Regions from separate parts of the Homo sapiens genome. Here region 2 is linked to region 1. The links are chromatin loops, found by intact Hi-C in ENCODE. Cell type or tissue: heart left ventricle. All regions are shown on one strand. Each heading gives the region's core, and the rest is flanking DNA. Links, peaks and the distances in the headings are about the cores only. Region 1 has its middle 190 kb from the start of DAOA. Region 2 has its middle 140 kb from the start of DAOA.

The links. Peaks named below come from ENCODE experiments on the same cell type or tissue, not always from the same donor. Only the 100,000 strongest peaks of a DNase experiment are listed, where the experiment ranks them.
Region 2: it touches region 1 in a loop (10-fold over the local background); 2 of 110 quality-filtered maps call a loop at or near these places.

The regions. Positions count from the first base shown.
Region 1 is chr13:105,267,306-105,278,524 of GRCh38, reverse strand. No RefSeq gene overlaps it. Among named protein-coding and RNA genes, the nearest start is that of DAOA, 190 kb to the left of the region's middle. RefSeq lists a silencer at 3,987-4,164. In heart left ventricle, for the core only: no CTCF peak of the experiment used is centred there; a DNase peak (open chromatin) is centred at 4,994.
Region 2 is chr13:105,319,802-105,331,020 of GRCh38, reverse strand. No RefSeq gene overlaps it. Among named protein-coding and RNA genes, the nearest start is that of DAOA, 140 kb to the left of the region's middle. In heart left ventricle, for the core only: no CTCF peak of the experiment used is centred there; no DNase peak of the experiment used is centred there.

The DNA of each region.
Region 1 (11,219 bases), core at 1,417-9,416:
TTTCAATTAATAGTTTAGTAATGAAAGAATTGTAAATTAACCTTTAACTTGATAAAAAATAACTAGGGCACAAGTCAATATACATTATTAATAATCATCACAATTTTGTTTTGTTCCAAACCTTTAAGTCACAAGACTTTATATTTTTGGAATAATTTATGCAGTTAAATATTCTAATGCAATCAAATTTAAGTATTTCTCTTTCATTCATAGCCCTGCTTTGCTTACAATCAAATGAGATACAAGGTATTTAAACAACTAACTATAATGTTTGGACATCTGTGCTTTTAAAAATAGATAGACTAGTTCAAAAAAACACAAATAACAAAATTCATAATAAGTAAACACTTTGTCACTTTGTTAAGTGTTCAGTATCTATAACCTACTTAGGTATTATTTCAGCATAATATACATTATTACATTAACGACAAAAAAATAAATACCTTAGATCTGTACAAAAGTATAGACTGAACTAGATAAGACAAGAGAACATTTTTATAGATTTGAACTCAGAGAGCTCTGCACGTCACTTTAAGACATGGCTGAACTGTCCAAGAAGCATCTGTGATTATTGGGGTGTCCTCCCTGTGAAACTTAAAACATATTAATCTCTGACAATCACTTGCAATCAGGTAAGATTTTCATCCTGAGCTAATGTATGCTGTGCTGAAAACTTTACTCCCCATTTCTCACATACGGAGATGATTCTAATATGTTCCCAAATGCTAAACTTATTAAGATAGTCTGAAAATAAAATTTAGATTTGACATTTTATTTATAGTTATAATATCATGTAACTTCTAGATATATACTGTGTAGTATAATATGTTAGCAATAATATATGCAACATTAGACACATATGTATATGTGTATACAGACACTTGAGGGCCACATATTGTTAACCACCCTATAATTGGATAATACAGTTCCATAAGCAAGTGAGTTCTACCTATATTTCCAATCTTTTTTTTTTCTTTTTTTCTTTTGAGGCAGAGTCTCCCTCTGTCTCCCAGACTGGAGTGCAGTGGCATGATCACAGCTCACGGTAACCTTGAACTCCAGGGCTCACTGCAATCTAGTAGCTAGGACTACAGCACACCCAGGCCACCATATCTGGCTACTTTGGTTTATTTCTTATAGAGACATGGTCTCACTGTGTTGCCTGGCTGGTCTCAAACTTCTGGTCTCAAGCAGTCCTCCTGCCTCAGCCTCCTGAAGCTCTGGGATTACAGGCATGAGCCACTGCCCCTAGCCCTCCAATTTTTTTCCTTATTTTCAATCTGTGCCATAACTTCTAAGCATATGTGAGTTTTCCATACTTACTTAATATCTGAAAACCAAATTTTTTGATTCACTGGGAATGCCGGACCCCTTAGTATCATTGAAGTTCTTGGAATTTAAGATTTTTATTTTTGAATAAGGCACATATCACCTCTGGTGAAATCATTATAACTGACTGTCAATAATGTTCAAGAAGACAGAATTTTAATACATACCAAATGGCACCCCTTGGGGAGGGGGTGGGTGTGGAAAAAAAGCTAACCAAGAACTTAGATGTACATATATTCACAATGATGATTACCCAGCAGGAATATCTTAGAACAAGGCTGCTTGTTTATAGTGAATGTAATGAGCTTTCCGTACTGAGCTCAACTCTTTTTAGAACCACAAACAAAGAAAGTGTGTATTAGAAGAGCTCTTCAACTTACACCATCAATTGGACTCTCTGCCAAACTACAGGAGCAATCTGAGACCTTGACTAGGGTAAGTGGTTCTTAGCAGAGTTCATGACAAAATAGCGAAAGCCAGGGGTGTTCTACCAACAGCACGTGCTGTATACTGAGTTCCTTTCATACTTGCAAGAGGCCAGCATTTATTTATTTTGCATTGTATGCAAACATCTTCAGTGATAGAAGAAATGAAACATTTTATATATTATTTGATAAAGATATTTGTCTCTTAAAAAGAATAATGTTAGCATCAGATAAATGCACTTAAAGCAGTAAGATGACCAATTTTGCCTGAAATGGTATTTAAGAGTGGGAATTGGTATTTCATGATAGTTTTGATTTGCATTTCCCTAATGACTAGAGATGAACATCCTTTCATGGGCTTATTGGCCATTTGTATATCTTCTTTGGGGAAATCTCTATTTAAGTCTTTTTTTTTAAATTGTGCTGTCTGCCTGTTTTTAAGTTGGGTTGTGTGTTTTGCTGTTGTTGCTTTAGGAGTTCTCTTTATATTCTGAATATTAATCCCTCATTAGATATATGATGTGCAAATATTTTCTCCTATTCTGTGAGCTGCATTTTGATTCTGTTGACTGTGTCCTTTGAAGATCTATTTTTATTTTCTTTTACTTTCTATAAAATGCATTTTGTCTATTTTTTACTTTGTTGCCTGTGTCTTTGGTGTCCTAGCCAAGAACTTATTGCTAGCTCAATATTGTGAAGTTTTGTCCTGTGTTTTGTTTTAAGAGTTTTATAATTTCTGGTCTCTGTTTAGATACTGAATTCATTTTTATTTAAATACTACATCATGTTTTACATAGTATTAGGTAAGGGTCCAACTTGATTCTTTTGCATGTGGATATTTAGTTTTCCTAGCACCATTTTTTAAAAAAGACTTTTTTCCCCCATTGAATAGTTTTAACACCCTTATTAAAAATCACCTGCACATATTTTTGAGGATTTACTTCTGGACTCTCTATTTCTTTCCACTGGTCTCTGTCTTTAGGTCAGTACCACACTGTTTTGATTGTTGTAAGACTAGTACATTTTTAAATCAGAAAGTGTGAGTTTTTCAGCTATGTTTTCCTTTTCAGAATTGTTTTTGCTATTTGGGATTTCTTGAGATTCTATACATATTTGGGAATGGATTTATCTATTTCTGTAAAAAATGCCATTGGAAATTTGAAAGGGATTGGATGAAATCTACAGATACCGGTAGGTAGTATTGACATCTTAACAATGTTAAGTCGTTCAATCCATGAACATAGAATGTCTGGGAGACATTTGTTTTTGAAAAACAGTGACAAAGAAATTTTAACAAAATCCATTTAACAATATCCCAAAACTCAGTACAAAATATTAGTTAAAAAGGAACACTTCTGTGTGAAAAAATTATATTTAAAAATTTAACTTGTGCTAACGAACACTTAAACATCTAAAAAGTACGAAGTACTGAGTCATTAATTGGACCAATTTGATTAGATTCCACCAAAGGAGTTATATTTTCGGTCAAAATACTTGATATCTGGACGTAATTATAAGTTCATACCCAAAGAGTTTATAAACATCATTTCATAAAACAGTCTTCTATATATTATGATCCAAATAGATGTGTGATACATAAAATTGTAAGCCAGGCTTTAAATCAGGAAGCGGAGATAATAATGTATGAGTCTGGTTTGAAAAATGCTGCAATATGCTTTAAGATGATTAGCACCTCTTCTTGCAGGCTGTGTGCATGTGTATGTGTGTAAATACTATGAACGGGTATAGTAAGACTCTTAAAAATTTACATACTGATATTTACTATATCATAGATCTTGAACCTGGTAATCCCCGTAACCATTACACACATACACAAATGCATATGCACATATTCAATAAATCTACATATATACTAGATCGATATATTTACATGTACATACATGCAATATACTTATATATAATATGTTTATGTTATTTATATAGTGTATATTCATACAATAATGATATAAAACTTTGCTAGACTTAAATGGTAAAAATTCAAGGACATTATTCCCAATTTGAAAAATTGGAATATAAATTTTGGTAATACATAAAACATTTTATGATTTTATTAATGAAAAATAGCATTTTAAGTACATTTTATATACAAATAAAGTAGAACAAATTAGAAAAAGTATTATGATAAAATTACATTAAAAAATAATTACTGGGATCTGGCAGGGCCTTTGTCTCTTTCTTCAGACAGAGCTCCACATCCTGTCTTCACCGCTCCGTGCCCTCTGCTCCTGGAGACCCTAGGTGACTCTACTGCAGACTCTGTGATTCTGGGACTGGAAGGTATTGGGAGATCCATCCATAACTAAGGCAGCAGGATCCCTGGAAGCCAGGAAATATTTTCTAGTGCCATGATGGCTGACTAGAAGCTGATGTCTGCCATTCTCATGGGGAGGAGAAACAGTGGTGAGTATACATTAGCTCCTGACCTGGATGGTCCAGGAGGACACTTTGGGATGCATCCAGGAAACAATGTGACCCACAGAGAACAAAGAAGAGCAAGACCAGACAGGATTGGGACTAAAGAGGAGGCTCCCCACTGTGTGGAACGGTGAGTGAATGAAAGCCCCCGAGGACCACACTTTTGCCACAGACCTTTGCAACTCTGGGCTCAGGCAATTCCCTGTGATCATCCCTTCCCATCCCCACCAGGGCTTCCAGACTGACACAGAGAGTGACATGGAGTCTGGGCAGAGCCACTGTGCAGGCACATGCCTAGCCTTAGGGAACTTGGACAGCTGGACACCCCAGCACCAGCAACTGAAGCGCTGGCAACAGGGGAGGCCAGACTCCCTTACACGCTGTCAGAATAGGAGCTGAATCTATGGGGCTGAAGAGCAGATGGACTGCAGGCCTTGCCTGTACTGCACAGTACAGGACAAAGCCAAGTGGCCTGGGACCCTAGCATGGCCAACCCAGCCCTGCCTGAGCTCTTGGGCCAGTAGCAGCCCTGTACTTCCCTGGGATGGAGCTCCCAGCACTCGCACACGGGCCCACCAGTTTTGCTGCTCTACAGCACCCCCCAACAACCCCCCCACCACCACACCTGCTGCCCTCAGGCTTGGGAGACAGTGAAGTGATTAAGGACTAATTCAGACCCCAGCACAGCACAGCTGTTTTATGCAAAAGCTGCCAGACTGTTTTCCACATGGGTCCTTTCCCCTGCTACTTCTCACTGGGTAGGGCCTCCCAACCAGGGACCTAAGCCACCCCAGACCCACCCGAGCTCTCGGGCTGGCAGCAGCTCTGCACTTCCCTGAGATGGAGCTCCCAGAGGCGGCAGGGAGGCCCACCATTGTTATGTTCTGCAGCTCCTGCCTCTGCTGCCCTCAGGCTAAGGAGGGAGGAAGAGCTTAAGGACTAACACAGGCCTCCAGCACTGTGCAGCTGCCTTACACAATAGTGGCCACAGTGTTTTCCACATAGGTCCCTGCCCCTGTTACTCCTCACTAGGCAGGGACTCTCAACCTGGTCCCCAGCCCAACCATCCTGTCCCTGACTGAACCCTTCAGTCGGTGGTGGCTCCGTGTTACTCTGGGGAGGAAATTCCACAGACAACCAACAGCCCTCTCCCATTGCAGCTGCAGTGGTATTACCCTTCCTGCCTTCGGGCTGGGGAAAGAACAAAGGGCTTGGTTGCATCGCTGGCACCTCCAGCACTCCACAGCTGCCATGCAGAGCAGAGAATAGTCTTTCTTCCCCCACCCACTACTCTTCACAAGGCTGAGCCCCCGGCTTAAGGCAGCAGAGCAGCTACCCCAAACCCAAGTGAGCACCAAACCCAACTCACATGTTAAGTGAGGAGCCTGGTGGGAGGTGATTGAATCATGGGAGAAGACTTCCCCTTTGCTGTTCTTGTAATAGTGAACGAGTGCTCACAAGATCTGGTTGTTTTAAAGTGTGCAGCACTTCCCCTTTCACTCTCTCTTCTTCCTGCTCGGCCATGGTAAGGCATGTTTGCTTCCCCTTCTCCTTCCGCCATGATAGTAAGTTTCTGAGGCTTCTCAGCCATGCGTCCCGTACAGCCTGCAGAACTGTGAGTCAATTAAACCTCTTTTCTTCATAAATTACCCAGTCTTAGGTAGCAGTGTGAGAATGGGCTAATACAATATATATGCAGCCAACAAGCATATTAAAAAATGCTTAACATCACTAATCATTATAGAAATGCAAATAAAAATCATAGATATGCACACTGGTCACAATGGCTATATCAAAAAGTCAAAAAAAAAAAAAAAAAAACAGATACTGGTGAAGCTACAGATTAAAGAGAATGCTTATATACCGCTGGTGGGAATATAAATTAGTTCAGCCACTGTGGAAAGCAGTTTGGAGATTTCTCAAAGAACTTAAAAGAGAACTACCACTCAACCCAGCAATCCCTTTATTGGGCATATACCCACAGAAATGTAGTATATAACATAAAGGCACATGCATATGTTCTTCACCACACTGTTCATAATAGCAAAGACATGGAATCAACGTAAATGCCCATAAATAGTAGACTGGATAAAGAAAATTTCATACATATACACCATGGGATACTCTGTGACCATAAAAATTAACGATATTATGTTCTTTGCAGCAACATGGATAGAGCTGGACAACATTATTCTAAGAATACTAATGCAGTAACAGAAAACCGAACACTGCATGTTCTCATTTACAAGTGGGAGCTGAACATTGAGTACACATGGACACAAAGAAGGGACCAATAGACACCATGGCATACTTGAGGGCGGAGGGTGGGAGGAGGGTGAAGACCGAAAAATAACCTATTAGATACTATGCTTATTACCTGGGTGATGAAATAATATGTACGCCAAATCCCCCACAACATGTAATTTTTCTATTAAACAAACCTGCACATGTACCCCTGAAACTAAAAGTTAAAAATATAATTACTACTATTTTAAAGTATCTAGGTGCTCTGAAATATACAAAACACAGATAGCACCTGCACTTAAGGAAATCATAATTGAATTCACGAGGCAAGGGATACATAAGCCAAATTTAAAGAAAATAAAGCAAAGAAAATATAGTGAATTAAAAGGCAATTGACTTATTGTGGTGCAATACAATGACAACCACAGAAGCTTACAGCAGGTCATGATGCAGGAACATGACAGAGGAGGGGGCTGTATTGCAGCTATGGCTGTGCATCACATTTGGGGTGAGGAACCAACACTTTGGCATGTGAGTCAAGATCTCACCATCTAGTCCTAGTGAATACTCTAATATATTATATATTTCATACATTATGTAGGCTATTTAGTATATAGCATATAACACAACTTTTATGATATATGTTATATAGGCTCTATAGAATACAGCATATAATACAACTTTCATTATATGCAATATATGTTATATTACATTTGAACTAGGTGTGTAATACAATATATGATAAATTATATGCTTTTCATGAATCATTATATAATTATGTATTAGCCCGTTTTCATGTAGCTGAAAAATACATACCCCAAACTGGGTAATTTATAAAGAAAGAGAGCTTTAAGGGACTCACAGTTTTATATGGCTGGGGAGGCCTCACAATCATGGTGGAAAGTTAAAGGTACATCTCACATGGCAGCAGGCAAGAGAGAGAATGAGAGCCAAGCAAAAGGGTTTTCCTCTTATAAAACCATCAGATCTCATGAGATTTATTCACTACCACGAGAAAAGTATGGGAGAAAACATCCCTGTGATTCAATTACCTTCCACTGGGTTCCTCCCACAACTTGTGGGGATTATGGAAGCTACAATTCAAGATAAGATTGGGTGGGGAAACAGTTAAACCATATAATTCCACTCCTGCCCCCTCCCAAATCTCAAGTCCTCACATTTCAAACCCAATCATGCCTTCCCAACAGTACCCCGAAGTCTTAACGCATTTCAGCATTAACTCAAAGTTCAAAGTCTCATCCAAGACAAGGCAAATCCCTTTTATCTTTGAGCCTATAAAATCAAAAGCCACTTAGTTACTTCCTAGATACAATGGGGGTATGGGCATTGGATAAATACAGCCGTTCCAAATGGGAGAAATTGCCCAAAACAAAAGAGCTACAAGGCCCATGCAAGTCTGAACTCCAGCAGGACAGCCAAATCTTAAAGCTCTGAAATGATCTCTTTTGACTCCATGTATCACATCCAGGTCACGCTGTTGTGAGAGGTGGGCTCACATTGTCTTGGGCAGCTCCGACCCTGTGGCTTTACAGGGTACAGCCCCTGTGCCCAGCTGCCTTCATGGGCTAGCTAGCACTGGGTGTCTGTGGCTTTTCCAGGTGCACTGTGAAAGCTGTTGATGGATCTACTATTCTGGGGTCTGGAGTACAGTGACCCTCTTTTCACAGCTCCACTAGGCAATGCCCCAGTGGGGACTCTGTGTGAGGCTCCAACCCCATATTTCCCTTCCACACTGCCCTGGCAAAGGTTCTCCATGAGGGCCCTGTCCCTGCAGGAAACTTCTGACTGGACATCCAGGCATTTTCATACTTCCTCTGTAATCTAGGCAGAGGTTCCCAAACCTTAACTCTTCACTTCTGTGCACTCGCAGGCTCAACACCATGTGGAAGCTGCCAAGGCTTGGGGCTTCCACCCTCTGAAGCCACAACCTGAGCTGTACCTTGGCCCCTTTTAGCCATGGCTAGAGTGGCTGGGATGCAGGGCACCAAGTCCCTAGGCTGCACATGGCAGGGGTCCCTAGGCCCAGCCCATGAGACCATTTCTTCCTCCTAGGCCTCTGGGTCTGTGATGGGAGGCACTGCTGCAAACATCTCTGACATGTCCTGGAGACACTTTTCCCATTGTCTTGGGGATTGACATTCAGCTCCTCATTACTTATGCACATTACTTCAGCGGGCTTGAATTTCTCCTCAGAAAATAGATTTTCCTTTTCTATCACATCATCAGGCTGCAAATTTTCTGAATTTTTATGCTGTTTTCCTTTTAAAACCAAATGCTTTTAGCATCACCTAAATCATATCTTGAATGCTGTGCTGCTTAGAAATTTCTTCCGCCAGATATCCTAAATAATCTCTCTCAAGTTCAAAGTTCCACAAATCCCTAGGGCAGGGGTGAAATGCCGCCAGTTTCTTTGCTAAAACATAGCAAGAGTCACCTTTACTCCAGTTCCCAATAAGTTTCTCATCTCCATCTGAGACCACCTCAGCCTGGATTTCATTGTCCATATCACTATCAGCATTTTGGTCAAAGCCATTCAACAAGTCTCTAGGAAGTTCCAAACTTTCTCACATCTTTCTATCCTCTTCTTAGCTCTCCAAACTGTACCAACCTCTGCCTGTTACCCATTCCAAAGTTACTTCCACATTTTGGGGTATCTTTACAGCAGCACCCAGCTCTCCAGGTACCAATTTACTGTATTAGACCATTTTCACATTGCTGATAAAGACATACCTGAAACTGGGGAATTTATGAAGAAAAAGAGGTTTAATGAACTTACATTTCTATGTGGCTGGGGAGGCCTCACAATCATGGTAGAAGGTGGAAGGCATGTCTTATTTTGGCAGCTGGCAAGAGAGAGAATGACAGCCAAGAGGAAGGGTTTTCTCCTTATAAAGCCACCCAATCTCTTGAGACTTATTCACTACCATGAGAACAGTATGGGGGAAACCACCCCCATGATTCAATTACCTTCCGCTGGGTCCCTCCCATAACACATGGGAATTATGGAAGCTACAATTCAAGATGAGATTTGGGTGGGGACACAGCCAAACCATATCAACATAAAATATAATTATAATACAATATAGATTATATATAATATAATAGAAATGTATACATAACTATGTATAACATATATCTGATATATACCTAAGTATATGGGTATAACTAATGCTTAATGCACATCTACGTAATCTATATAAATCAATCAATCAATCTATGTCTACCTGTTCAGGGTATAAAATCTTTGCATACTATGTTAACATAGTATGCAAGTTCCTTGTGCAACAGATAGTGTACAGCAATTAACTGCTGTCAAGTTTTATCTTTCCTGTAAAACTCCCAGCACCTGCACTGAACTTCGCTGGTCAATAAGTGCATTATATACACACCCATATGCACATACATATATAATATTTTTATATGTCAATTGCTCCTCTAGATTGAGTCCAATGCTCAGAATTATAACGGTAATTTCTCAAAAACAAAGAAACGGAAGAAAAGAAGGAAGGGGGATGGAGAGAAGTCAGAAACAGAGAATGAGGGAAGAAGAAAGGAAGTGCTGAAAATGTATTTGGGGTGAATAAACACATGAGATGGTATAAAGAGGCAGGTAATGTTTCACTTCTTTAATAGAAATGGCAACACCTTTCAGTTGAAATCAACTTACACTTTACAATCAGTGATTTTGTGTCATTAGGTAAAATTATTTGTTTTCTAAACCTCAGTTTTATATACACACACGTACACAAATATATACAATATCTATATTGTATATACAGCATATGTATCTATACATAAATACATCTAAACAATGAACATATTTATTTACCTAAGTGATTGGCACATAAAAATGGTCTAATAAGTGATATTAGCAGTTGGTCCATTAGAATTGTTGGCGAAGATTCAAAGGCAGCTAGAGATTGAATTGCAGTGAACCTTGAAAGTTTGATAAGGAATCTGGATGACATTTGGTGGTTAATACTTATTGAAAGTTTTAAAGTCAGGGAACTATCTGATAAAAGCCACAGCTAACATAAAATATGTTTGAGAATGTTCTGACCACAGAATACAAAATGTTATAAATAGAATAATTTCATTTACACATTAATCACTTAAATTTTGTTAGGCATTGACATTTCCTAATAAAATTAAAATCTAAGAAAAGTCAGTCATGGTACAAATCAAAGGGGTAGGGATTATGAAATACCCAGTAAGAGAGGAAACTGCTATAGCACTGAATCAGTGTATCAGGACCAATTAATTTATTTTTGCTTTATTTTCCCTGATCATAACTTTTGTGTTTGTTTGCATTGTTTAATTTACTGAATATGTATGTTAGATTATAAAACTAAAGATGTAAGATACTGTGAGGTCCATTCCCTAGGGATAGCTGAGTGAGGGTCAATAGAATGAAACAGGAAACCAGGGTAGCTTGCAAACTGGAGAGAAAAGACTGATGGTGATCAAATTATATCAATCTCATTGATTCTTCCAAAGAGCTCTGAGCAGGGATGGAATACAACCGCCCCGTTCAGTCAGAAGGTGTTTTGCAGGGTGTTTTGCCAATGTCCTGGGAGCTGCCACCGAACGATGGAGGTGCCAAGAGGTTGGACATGTGAGTGATATCTTAGGCCTCACTCATGCTTCAAGCAGACGTTTTTTTCTATTAGCTGCTTTCTCTATTTAGGCTTATGTAAGATTTTATTTTAAAGCCTCTGCTATTTAAAAAATTAGAAACCCACTGACAGTGAAACTAAATTTGGA
Region 2 (11,219 bases), core at 2,153-10,152, 52 kb before region 1:
ACACTTTCTTGTCCCTCTTTAAAAAAATGCTATTTGATGTAATATTTTCCTCCATAGAGAGAGCATATATGCCTAAGTATTATAGAGGCTGTTCAGAAAGCCACAAATACATTTTTTAAGCATTGTGATTTATATTTTAAAAGTCTAGTTTATAAAATTGAGAGTATCATTCATATGGTCTAAACAAAATCTTACTGTCTTTGGACAAAATAACTCAGTGAACTGCATGCTACAATACTACCTATTATATATTTCATTTTATTTATTTTTTGAGACAGAGACTTACTTTTCAGTGTTTTTAAATTGATATACAATAGTTGTGTATATTTTGAGGATACATGTGATATTTCGATATTTGTATGCACTGTGTAACAATCAAATCAAGGTAATTGGACTATGCATCACTTCAAACATTTTTATTAGTGCTAAGAACATTTTAATTCTTTAATTCTTTTCGGAGTTTTGAAATATACAATAAATTATTGTAAACTATAATTTCCCTACCTACTAGCAAATACTGAGTCTTGTTCCTTCTATCTTCCTGTATTTTTGTACCCCTTAACCAACTTATCTTCGTCTCCCCCTCCTCATTCCTTTCTCAGCCCTTGCTAACCACCATTTGACTCTCTACCTTCCTGAGCGATATGGTTATGTCCCCACCCAAATCTTATGTGGAATTATAGTTACCATAATCCCCTCGTGTTGTTGGAGGGACTCAGTGGGAGCTAATTCAATCATGGGCGTGGTTTCCCCCATACTGTTCCAGCGGTAGTGAATAAGGCTCGTGAGATCTGACGGTTTTATAAGGGGAAACCCCTTTTGCTTGGCTGTCACTCTTCTCTTGTCTGCCGCCACGTAAGAGGTGTCTTTCACCTTCCGCCGTGATTGTGAGGCCTCCCCAGCCACGTGGAATTGTGAGTCCATTAGACCTCTTTCTTTCGTAAACTGCCCAGTCTTGGGTATGTCTTTATCAGAAGTGTGAAAACGGACTAACACAATGAAATCCACTTTTTTAGCACCCACATGAGAATGAGAACATGTGATACTCATCTTTCTGTGCCTGGCTTATTTCACTTAGCACAGTGACCTACAGTTTCATCCATGTTGCTACAAATGACAGAATTTTATTCTTTTCATGGCTGAATAATATTCCATTGTGTATATGTACACATTTTCTTTATCCATTGATTCATTGATGAACAGTTAGGTTGATTCCATATCTTGACAGTTGTGAACAATGCTGCAAGAGAGTACATACATCTCTTCAAAATACTAATTTCCTTTCTTCAGAATTTATACACAACAGTGGGATTGATGAATTATGTTAGATTTATTTTTTGTTTTTTTTGAGGAACCTCCATACTGCTTTTCCTGATGGCTGCAGTACTTCACATTTCCACCAACTGTGTAAAAGGGTTCCCCTTTCTTAGGATCCTCACCAGTATTCATTTTTTGTCTTTTTGATACTAGTCATTCTAACTGGCGTGAGATGGTATCTCACTGTGGTTGTGGTTTGCATTTCCATGACTCGGTGATAATGAGCAATTTTTCATCTAGCTGTTGGCCATTTGTATGTCTTCTTTTGAGAAATGTCTATTCAGGTCTTTTGCCCACTTTGTAATTAGATTGTTTTTTGCTGCTGAGCACTTTGAATTCCTTATGCATTCTGCTTATAAATCCCTTGTTAAATAAAACAGTTCACAAACATTTTCTCCCATTCTGTGAGTTGTCTCTTTGTTGTGTCCTTTGCCATGCAGAAGCTTTTTGGATTGATGTAATCCAATTTGTGTATTTTACAATCGTTGCCTGTGCTGTTGATGTCTTATCCCAGAAAATCTTGCCAAAACCAGTGTCCCATAACATTTCCCCAGTGTTTTCTTCTAGTAGTTTCGTAGTTTCAGGTCTTCCATTTAAGCCTTTCATCTATTTTGAATCATTTTTTGTATATGGTGAAAGATGGGAATCCAGTTTCACTTTTCTGCATATGAATATCCAGTTTTCCCAGCACCATTTATTACAGACTGTCCTGTCCCCACTGTATATCCTCAGCACCTTTGTCAAAAATGAATAGCACGTGGATTTATTTCTGGGCTCTCTATGCTATCCCACTGGTCTATAATTTAATTAGCCTGAAAATGGAAAGTTAGGGAGACTCCTTCTTCTCTTTCTCCATGTTTTCTTAATGAGAAAATATAGAAAAAAATAATGCAAAGTAAGTACCAGGATGGGGGTGTGTAGTTTCATTTTAAAATAGTAAGGTTGAACAAAAGTTTATGCCAAAGGTATTTAAAATAATAACACAAATAATATTTAAAGGCAAAGATGTATATGTATATATACATGAACATATTTAATTTATATAAAGGAGAATGTGAATACATATGTATGAATTTTTTTACTTGGTGTATACAATATGAACATATATATATATGCATATGTATTTATTTACTTGATCTAGAAAACTTGACTATGAAGTTCTCTAGTATAGGCCCTTAGAAGTTCTAAAAGTCACAGTAACCCACATTGTACCTTTGGTTTTTAATGAGGAAGATGATCTGCTGTGGTGAATAATGCATTTTCCTTGTGAAAGTCACGTGACCAGTACGCATTGACAGAATCATGAGACAAATTAACAATGAGCAAAACTTATTATCTCCTTACACTTCATGTTAAGTTCTTTGAACTTTCATCTTCTCTAGTAGCTAAACGTTACAATCGAGTCAGCTTTCTCTCAGCCAATTGTTTTCTCTATTTATTCTATCATTTAAAGTTACTGATTTGGATCATTATTTTCCTTTCCCATGACATTTGACCTAGGAAGTTGACAAAGGTGAGCTGGCACTGAAAAGCAACTTGACCCAGGAAAGGGGGCTCTGCGCTTTTCTTATCTAAGCATCCTCAATCGAAACCTCATTCTTTCTTTCCGTTATCTTGGCCTCCCATTTAAAGCTGGTGTATATGTATTTTGAGAATATATCATGTCTTCCATCACAAGATATCATTCTTTTTATATAAGTATGTCTTGTCAGCTCTTTGCTTTTCTCTGATGCTGGATTGTGGCTACACAGTGTGAATAATGACACATAAGCACCCTGTTTATTTAAAAGGTTTCCTGTGGTTAAGTACATGTATTATACTAGAGAGCAAAGAATTTCTTTCTAAAATTGATTTCAGTAGACCCTATGAGAGGCATCAGCCAGCACCCGGGAATGAGCTGCCATAGATATCTTTGTTTATGCTCCCACTTCAGTTCTTTTAAGTGCATTATTAATAGTTTATGTGACTCCTTAATGTTTGGTATTAGTGTTTTCATACAATGAAAGATGATAAAGTGATGCCACTTTTATTGTGTGCTTTAATTGCTAATTGTTAAGAAATGTATATTGTTTCCTTCAAGTTCAATTCCTTTGTGACTTAATGTCATTGCTGGTCATCTTTCAACTAGATCAAATTACTCTCATACTGTTTTATCTTTTTCCTTTGTCTTTACACTTTTTTTAAGGGACGTACGTTTGTGTATATAGATAATCCACCGTTAACCCTTTATTTTACATCATTATCTATGGCATTTATACTTTATAATTATTTTAAAAACAATGTTTATAAGACAAAATGGTATTCAATTTCAGGTAATTTAGTCTTAGAATACTTATTTTCTTCTTTCTCTTTTCCTTCTTTAAAGACAGGTTCTCTCTCTGTTGCCCTGGCTGGAGAACACTGGCGCTATCATAGCTCACTGGAGCCTGTAAATCCTAAACTCCAGGGATCCTGCCACCTGCTCCCTAATAGCTAGAAATGCAGGTGATCATACCTAGTTTTTCCTCCCCCACCTGCCAACAGACCCAAGCTCTCTACAGGCGTGAGCCACTGCACTCAGCTCAGTCTTAGAATATTTCGAGTCCTGTCGTATGAACTTAATCGAGTAAGGTGAAACGTTAGGGGCAGAGTTTTAAGTTTTCATTTTGAGGGGTCATTAAGGCTTTAAGTTTAACTAAAAAATAAGTATATATTATTCCCTTTGGGTAATTTCCTAGAAAGCTTATCAAAATATTTATTTGGTATAGATTTCAAAGACATTTTTAACACTGCTTTTTGTTGTTCATAGTGTTCATTTTAAAGACCTCAAACTACTAAATAGCTTCAGCCTAAGTTGATGGCAACCTCCAGGCAATCATTCTTAATGATATATTTTAAGATTCTGTCTCTTGAATATTGAAAATGTGAAAAATCCAGAATACATGGAATGAAACAGTCTTTGTCTAGACTTTCATGGCTGGAAACAAGTGGAGGGCAGGTGGAAACTCTTTTGTGTAAAAGAAGGAGCCCGGCCAGGGCATGTGGTTGATTTTTAAACCTCTAAATTTTACTAATGATATAGAAGCCCTGAGGAAACACTTAGAAGTCTTCCCTTCCCAACTGAGACCGTAAGACTGATTTCTACAATATTTTCCATTTCAAAAAGTATTTGATCAGTAAAATTCTAAACTTCTACTTTTTACCATTTGGTAACATTTAAAACCCTACATTTTAACAGTCTTGAAATGTATTTAAAGTTACTGCTACCATAATACGAAAACATTATTGGATGAATGCAACCTTAGAGCATTTCTGCTTGCTTGCTAAACTCTTTCCTATTATCTCATTAAGGTAGCAATTAATTTGATTTTTAAAGCCCAATCTCTCACTTTACTACACTTTCAAAATTCTTAGAGTTTGTTTGGTTTTGCTTTTGTTTGTTTGTTTTATTTTAAAGACAACTAATGCCTAAAGAAACTATTTCAATGAACTTGAAATAAAAAATATATAATTCTGTTTTTTTTTCAAGAGATCTTTTTAGATTTCAAAAAGTAAAATTTGGGGGTTTGAGTAACTTTGAAACCAAAACAAATATCATTTTCTGTGTTGTTAAAATCTTGATATACCCTTTTGTTCACCTTTCAGCAACATGATAAATACTCCCCTAAACATGAGAGATAACATTTAAGAAAATGTCACTGCCTTAACCATGGCATATATTTTAAAATTTTTTTGACATTATCTATATATTCTTTATATTGTGGTTCTTTTTTTTTTTTCTGTTCGATACTTCCCCAGACCCTACCCCTGTCATATTTCCCAAGCTGTTAACCTTAGCTATGCCTCTGCGTTGAGTATTTTTCCAAAGATTTAAATCTCTTCATCTTTCGTTTTGGTTGTATAAAATGGAAAACATCTCTCTTGGTTTCCATATGTAAATAGTCAACAATAGTCTCTGTGTTTTATCGACTTGCTTCACAATCTCAGGGTCATCTTGAATGCAAATAATTTGAAAGGCTAAAAATAAAACAATAGAATATTTTGTGTCAAAATGTTAAGACCAAGAGATCTAAAAACTGCTCAAAGGATTTGTCAATAAATGGAGAAAAGTATCACTCCAAGCTTAAATCTAAAGCTGTCTTTAATCCTTTGTCATCACAGTGAGATCGATTCGGGCTCCCTCAGGAATGTGCAAGAGAAGATCACGTGCCCAGCCAACAAACACCAGCCTTGCTGGATGTTTTGATGTTTAATAGTCCATGGCGCACATGTGAGGTATTAGTGTTCAACCTGTACCAGTTTTTCATGACCAATATATATAAGGCTAACCTATATATATTTAAAAAAAACTGCAGTGTTACACATTTCCTAATAAATGACCCATTTGCTAGCAGTTCAGGTATGTGCATAGAGATGACAGGAGGAATTATATTCTGAGGTACACATAAAAAAATATTAACCTGCACCATACATATGACCATGTTGGTGGGCTTAAGCATTTAAACGTAGGTGCTATATTGTAATTTCATTTTTAAAACAGATAAAATCTAATCTAAATATCATTTTTAGGTATAATATTTGGAAAACCTCTAAAACATGATTGTAACCATACCTAAATTGTGATTTTTCCAGTTATTTAAAATGTTTAGTGATGCCAACTTTGTTTCATTTATGGGAGAAAGAGAAACTATATAGAAAAAAATTCGTAAGGCAAAAAATAAAATAAAATAAGGGCATAGATACAATAAGTATGTTAAATCAAATTATGTCTTTTTTTTCTTTTTGCAAACCACAAAACCAAAAATGGATTTTCCCCCCTCAATATCAGCAAGAATTTGCTACCATGAGACAGTTCCCAGATATTCCCTGCTATTTTTAATAAATGAAAAAATATTGTAGAATACTGTATATGCCTATTGGAAACTTTTTTTGCTGGGCTCAATCTGAAAATATAGAAGAAAGACATTGAGCAGACTGTGAAACCTATGAAGTGTCTATCAGACAGTGATTCTTGGTATTTGCCAAGTATTTAAATTAAATTTGGGTATCTCTCTCTGTGTGTGCTTAGCACATAAATATTTTCTTTAGGCCGTGAACTTCTAGTTCTGATAAGTAGAAACAGTCTCCCTGTTTCAAGATAAGATATAATGTGTATTCTTTAGCTACTTCATCTTTATTATTGAGTTGTAAAATGTAAAATAGCTCATGGTAATCTCAAAAAAATGATCAAGAGATTGATCTTTAGTGCAAAGCATAACTACTTAATTATATAATTACAACTACATTTATAAATTTGCTGTGAGTTTTCCATCAACCTACAGATGACATTTCAAGTTTTATTCCAACTGGTATTGTTCACCATTTTTATACTTACAAAAAAATTTTCATTAGGATGAAAGAAAAAACTAGTAAACTTTTTTCTTGTTAATCTCATTCAACTCAGTCTTAATGAGGGTCTAAAAAATAATTTGACTCACTTGGATCCAGTCCAGAAGCTAATTTCCATGTCTAGAAATGGAAGTTAAGTAGTTAGTTACACATATCAGCTATAGGCAACTCCAAGAGAAGTGTGAAAAGTGAAAGTGGTATGCTTAGAAGTAGCTGCTGCAGCCTGGTTTGTGATTGCAGAAATGATAGATGAAGTTGGGTTATCCATGGAGAGAAGCTAGGAAGGACAATGAGACTGCATAAACCATGGCAAACTCAAATTACATTTAAAAAATAATACAGATTTGATAATAGTGCCCAGAATGGAAAATTGAGTATCTTATCTACATTTAAGATGAGTGTCCCTCTGCCAGGCAACTCAAATAAGGTCCATTTTAGCCGTTTACTATTGAACAGAATTGGAGAATAAATGGAAAACTATTGACTCAAGTAGAAAACCATTGACTTCAAAAATGGTGAGATAATTGGTATTTTAAACATATATATTTGACTGTGCATGGTCATATATGATTTTTCATCATGTCCTCTCTTTGTGTTATGACTTATTGTTTTCTAAGCAAGAATAAAAGATTTCCACTTAAAAATGTGAAGGATCAGTACACCAATTCCTTAAAACACAAAACATTTAGAGGTAATTTTTCTTTAAGAAGCACTTTGCAGTTTTAACTGTATCTTGATTTTATTGGTTGCTTAAAAGTTTATGTCTTATTTCTCAAGTGTTCCCAATCAGATCATACACATCTATGTAGGTAAATTTGTCACCACTAACAACAACAAAAAAATGTATCAAACATTCACTCTTTACAAAGTATTGGGTTAAACCTAGGACGATAAGAAAGATAAATGAGATACGGTCTTAACAATGAGTTCTACCTTTCAAAAACATGGACTCATTTTGACCAGCAGAACCAAGAAAGAGAGACCGACTTTTACCTTAGTAAGCATAACTTAGTGACAGCAGTAGAAATATTGCCAGTGCAAGGTACTAAAGAGAGAATGACAAACTCCAGGAAATCCTAGTCCTAACTAGAAGATAGAGAAACTAAGTAGTTTATTCTAGAATGAGTGTACACGTTCCCCCAAAATTCATGTATTGAAACCTAATCTCCAATGTAATAATGTTTGCAGGTGAGGCCATTGGGAGATGATCACTCATGAGGATGGAGCCCTCATTAATGGAATTAGTGCCCTTATAAAAAGAGGCCCCAGAGAGCATCCTTACTTCTTCACCATGTAAAGACCCACAGCAGAAAGAAACCGTCTGTGAATCAGGAAGCCAGTCCTCACCAGACACTGAATCTGCCAGTGCGTAATCATGAACTTTCAGCCTGCAGAACTGTGAGGAAGAAATTTGTGTTGTTTAGAAGCCACGCAGTCTATGGTATTTTATTATAGCAGCCTGAATTAAGACACTATTATAAATTCTAATATTCCTGTCACAGGACTATAATATGTAGTACCGATGTTCTCAGCTGGGGTGATACTGGGTGCTCCTACCATCTGGTTGGTTGAAGACAGGGATCCTGCTAAACATCCTACAATACACAAGACAGCTCCCACAACAACAACAAAAAATTACCTGGTCCCAAATGTCAGTCATGCAGATTATTCTACTTGTGATTTGATAAGCAGTCTGTGATGTAGTACTTATTAATCAATAACCAAGATGCTAGTTGAATTGTAAATATTTAATCTGGTTTGTGTGTTCCCAAAACTAAATTAGCTAAATTGGCCCTATGGAGTTGTGGGTATTAATAAAGAAATTGTATTGAATTATTTGACTGCTTACCTAGATAGCATTCAACAATTAGCCATTAAAAAGATGGAAATAAACAAGAAAAAATACTATGGAAACAGTTTAATTGACAACAACATGAATTCATTTCTTCAAAAGTTATGCTGTGGTGGTAGAAACACGAGCTTTAGATTCCAAAGGCCGAGAAAGGCAACTCGGAACATTGTGAACTTGACAGTTTGGTCTTGTGTCTGTGAGTCCCAGTTACCCTCTTCTGTAAATTGCAAGATTTTCAGGCCATCTTGTACAGCTGCTGTGATTATTGGAATTGAGCTAAGCAAGGCAGGGCGTATGTTAGGGTCTGAAGAAGACAGCTATTATTAGAGCTGCTACCACTAATGTTAGACCTTTTATTAAGATAACCATTAATATTCACGGTGTGTATTCCCTTGGTATGGCTTGTACAGAATTCAATATGAATAGCAGAGGAAGAAAGAATCTGCGATTAGACTTCCTTGCATCTTGTCTCCATATTTTTTTTAGCTTTTAGAATTTAGGAATTTTTCTGAGTCTCACGGAAAATTGCCAGTTCCTCATCTATAGAACTAACTTTAATATATTTTTCTTCATGAGCTGCATCAATGTTCAGAAGTGTGTTGGTCTTTTCTGTACAGAAGTATGAAGAGCTGCTCCTATTTTGCACGCTTACCCTAGCAAACATTGCTGGAAGAAATAAAACCTACATTAGGAAGGGTAGGGCAATGTTAGGGAGGAATATTGGAGAATTATGGCAGAGTCACCTCTGTTCCTAGCCCACTACATCCTGTGAAAAAAGTGATGTCTAATGAAAGTCAATCCATTCTACTTTAATACAGATGGTTAATTATCATTGACTCATATTGATATTTTATTATAATGACCTCATTATTAAAAGATGGATCCAATTAAGAATATATTTACATAACAATAATATAATTTGACTAGGAAGTTTCTCACTAACACTCAAGTGTCTAATTTCATTAAGCTAATAAATATTGCCAGAGGGCTATGCATGTGATAGTCGTGTCTGAACTTACCAATGGCTAAATTCCAATTTCCCTGAAATGGCCCCTGGCATTTTAAGTGTTCTCCATGTCAATGAAGTGCATGATTTTTAAATTTATTTTATTTTTAATTATTATGGGTACATAATAGTTGTATATATTTATGGAGCACATGTAATGTTTTCATACAGGAAAACAATCTGTAATAATTGGGGTATCAGTTCAAACAAGGGAAATATTGTTTATTTCTATTCCCAAGTTTTATTTGGATCCTCTGTTAAAATCAATTCCCTAATTATATCTTCTGTACTAGATTTTAGTTTTCTACCCTAAAGGATACTTATGTTGAAAATCTTTATTAAATATATTTTAAAAGCAAAGTTTACTGTTGTGGTTGCTTTACTTATATTAACTAAAATAAAGATTTTCTGCTTTTAGAAACAAATGCCGTTACTGCAAGAGTTACGGTAATTCTTAAGGAATCAGTTTTAAAAAATTGGTGAAATTTTTTTCCTTGCTCAAAATACTAGTTTTTTTAATAAATGTTACTGATTGAATGTCATGAATTGTCAAAATTGAGTCATAAGAATTCCTTCTCTAAATGTAACAAATTATCATGATACTAAATTTTTTAGTAACTTTCTATAAATAATCCTACCTTAAAAAAAATGTTCTTCTTCTTTTTTTAGAGACAGGGTCTTGCTCTGTTGCCGTGGCTGAGTGCAGTGGCATGATCATACTCCCAGCAGCCTCAAACGCCGGGGTCAATGATCCTCCCATCTCAGCCTCTCCAGTAACAGCTGGGACTACAGGCTCATGCCATCATGCCCAGTTAATTTTTCTTTCATTTTTTTTTTTCTCTTAGAGACTGGAATCTATCTATAAGGCTCACACTGGTCTTGAACACCTGGGTTCAAGCCATTCTCCTACTTCAGCCTCCCAAGTTGCTGGGATTACAGGCTCAAGCTACCTGTGTTCAGCCCAACTCTTTTTTGACTAGCACGCTGGGCACATATCAGAACACTTCTCACTTGATAAATAAAAGCTAGTACTTAAGAAGAACATAACTGCCCCTGCTCCAGGACTGTTCAGTGAAATCTTTATTGTTATTTTAATGGACTTAAAAAAATAATGATGCACTATTTTGTAAAACACCATTTTAGTTGATCTGACAACTTAGGTACATTGAGAGTAGATACCATTTGTAACTTAAAATGTCTGCTAAGACAAATCGACCCCAGGAAATTGGGTCTATAACAAAAACGTGTATAAACCCTCAGCAGTAGCAGTATTTTTCTAGTACCAGCAGGAGAAGTAATGAAGTCTTGTTGACATTAAGCTGGAGCAATGCTTTTAAGTAAAGGCCTGCCTAATTCTCGGATAGAATAATCCATAACTCAGCTCTCCAGGGGAAGCTCCTGTATTACCTCATTTCTATATTCAGCAGTCATAAAAAATGTCATTCAGATGACCTGAGGTGTACGATTTCATACAATGAAAAGAAAAAAGCTATCTCCTTGCCTGCACATGGGCCCTCTTCATGGCCAGTTGGCAGTGGCCGAACCTTTCCATCGCAGTTAGTTACTTGGTTGGGTTTCACTACAATATTACCAGATCTTGAAAAACATAGATCTTTAGGTTAAATGAAAACCTGAAAGTTGATGCCTTTAATCCTGTCTTTTACTAAATAATTCTGG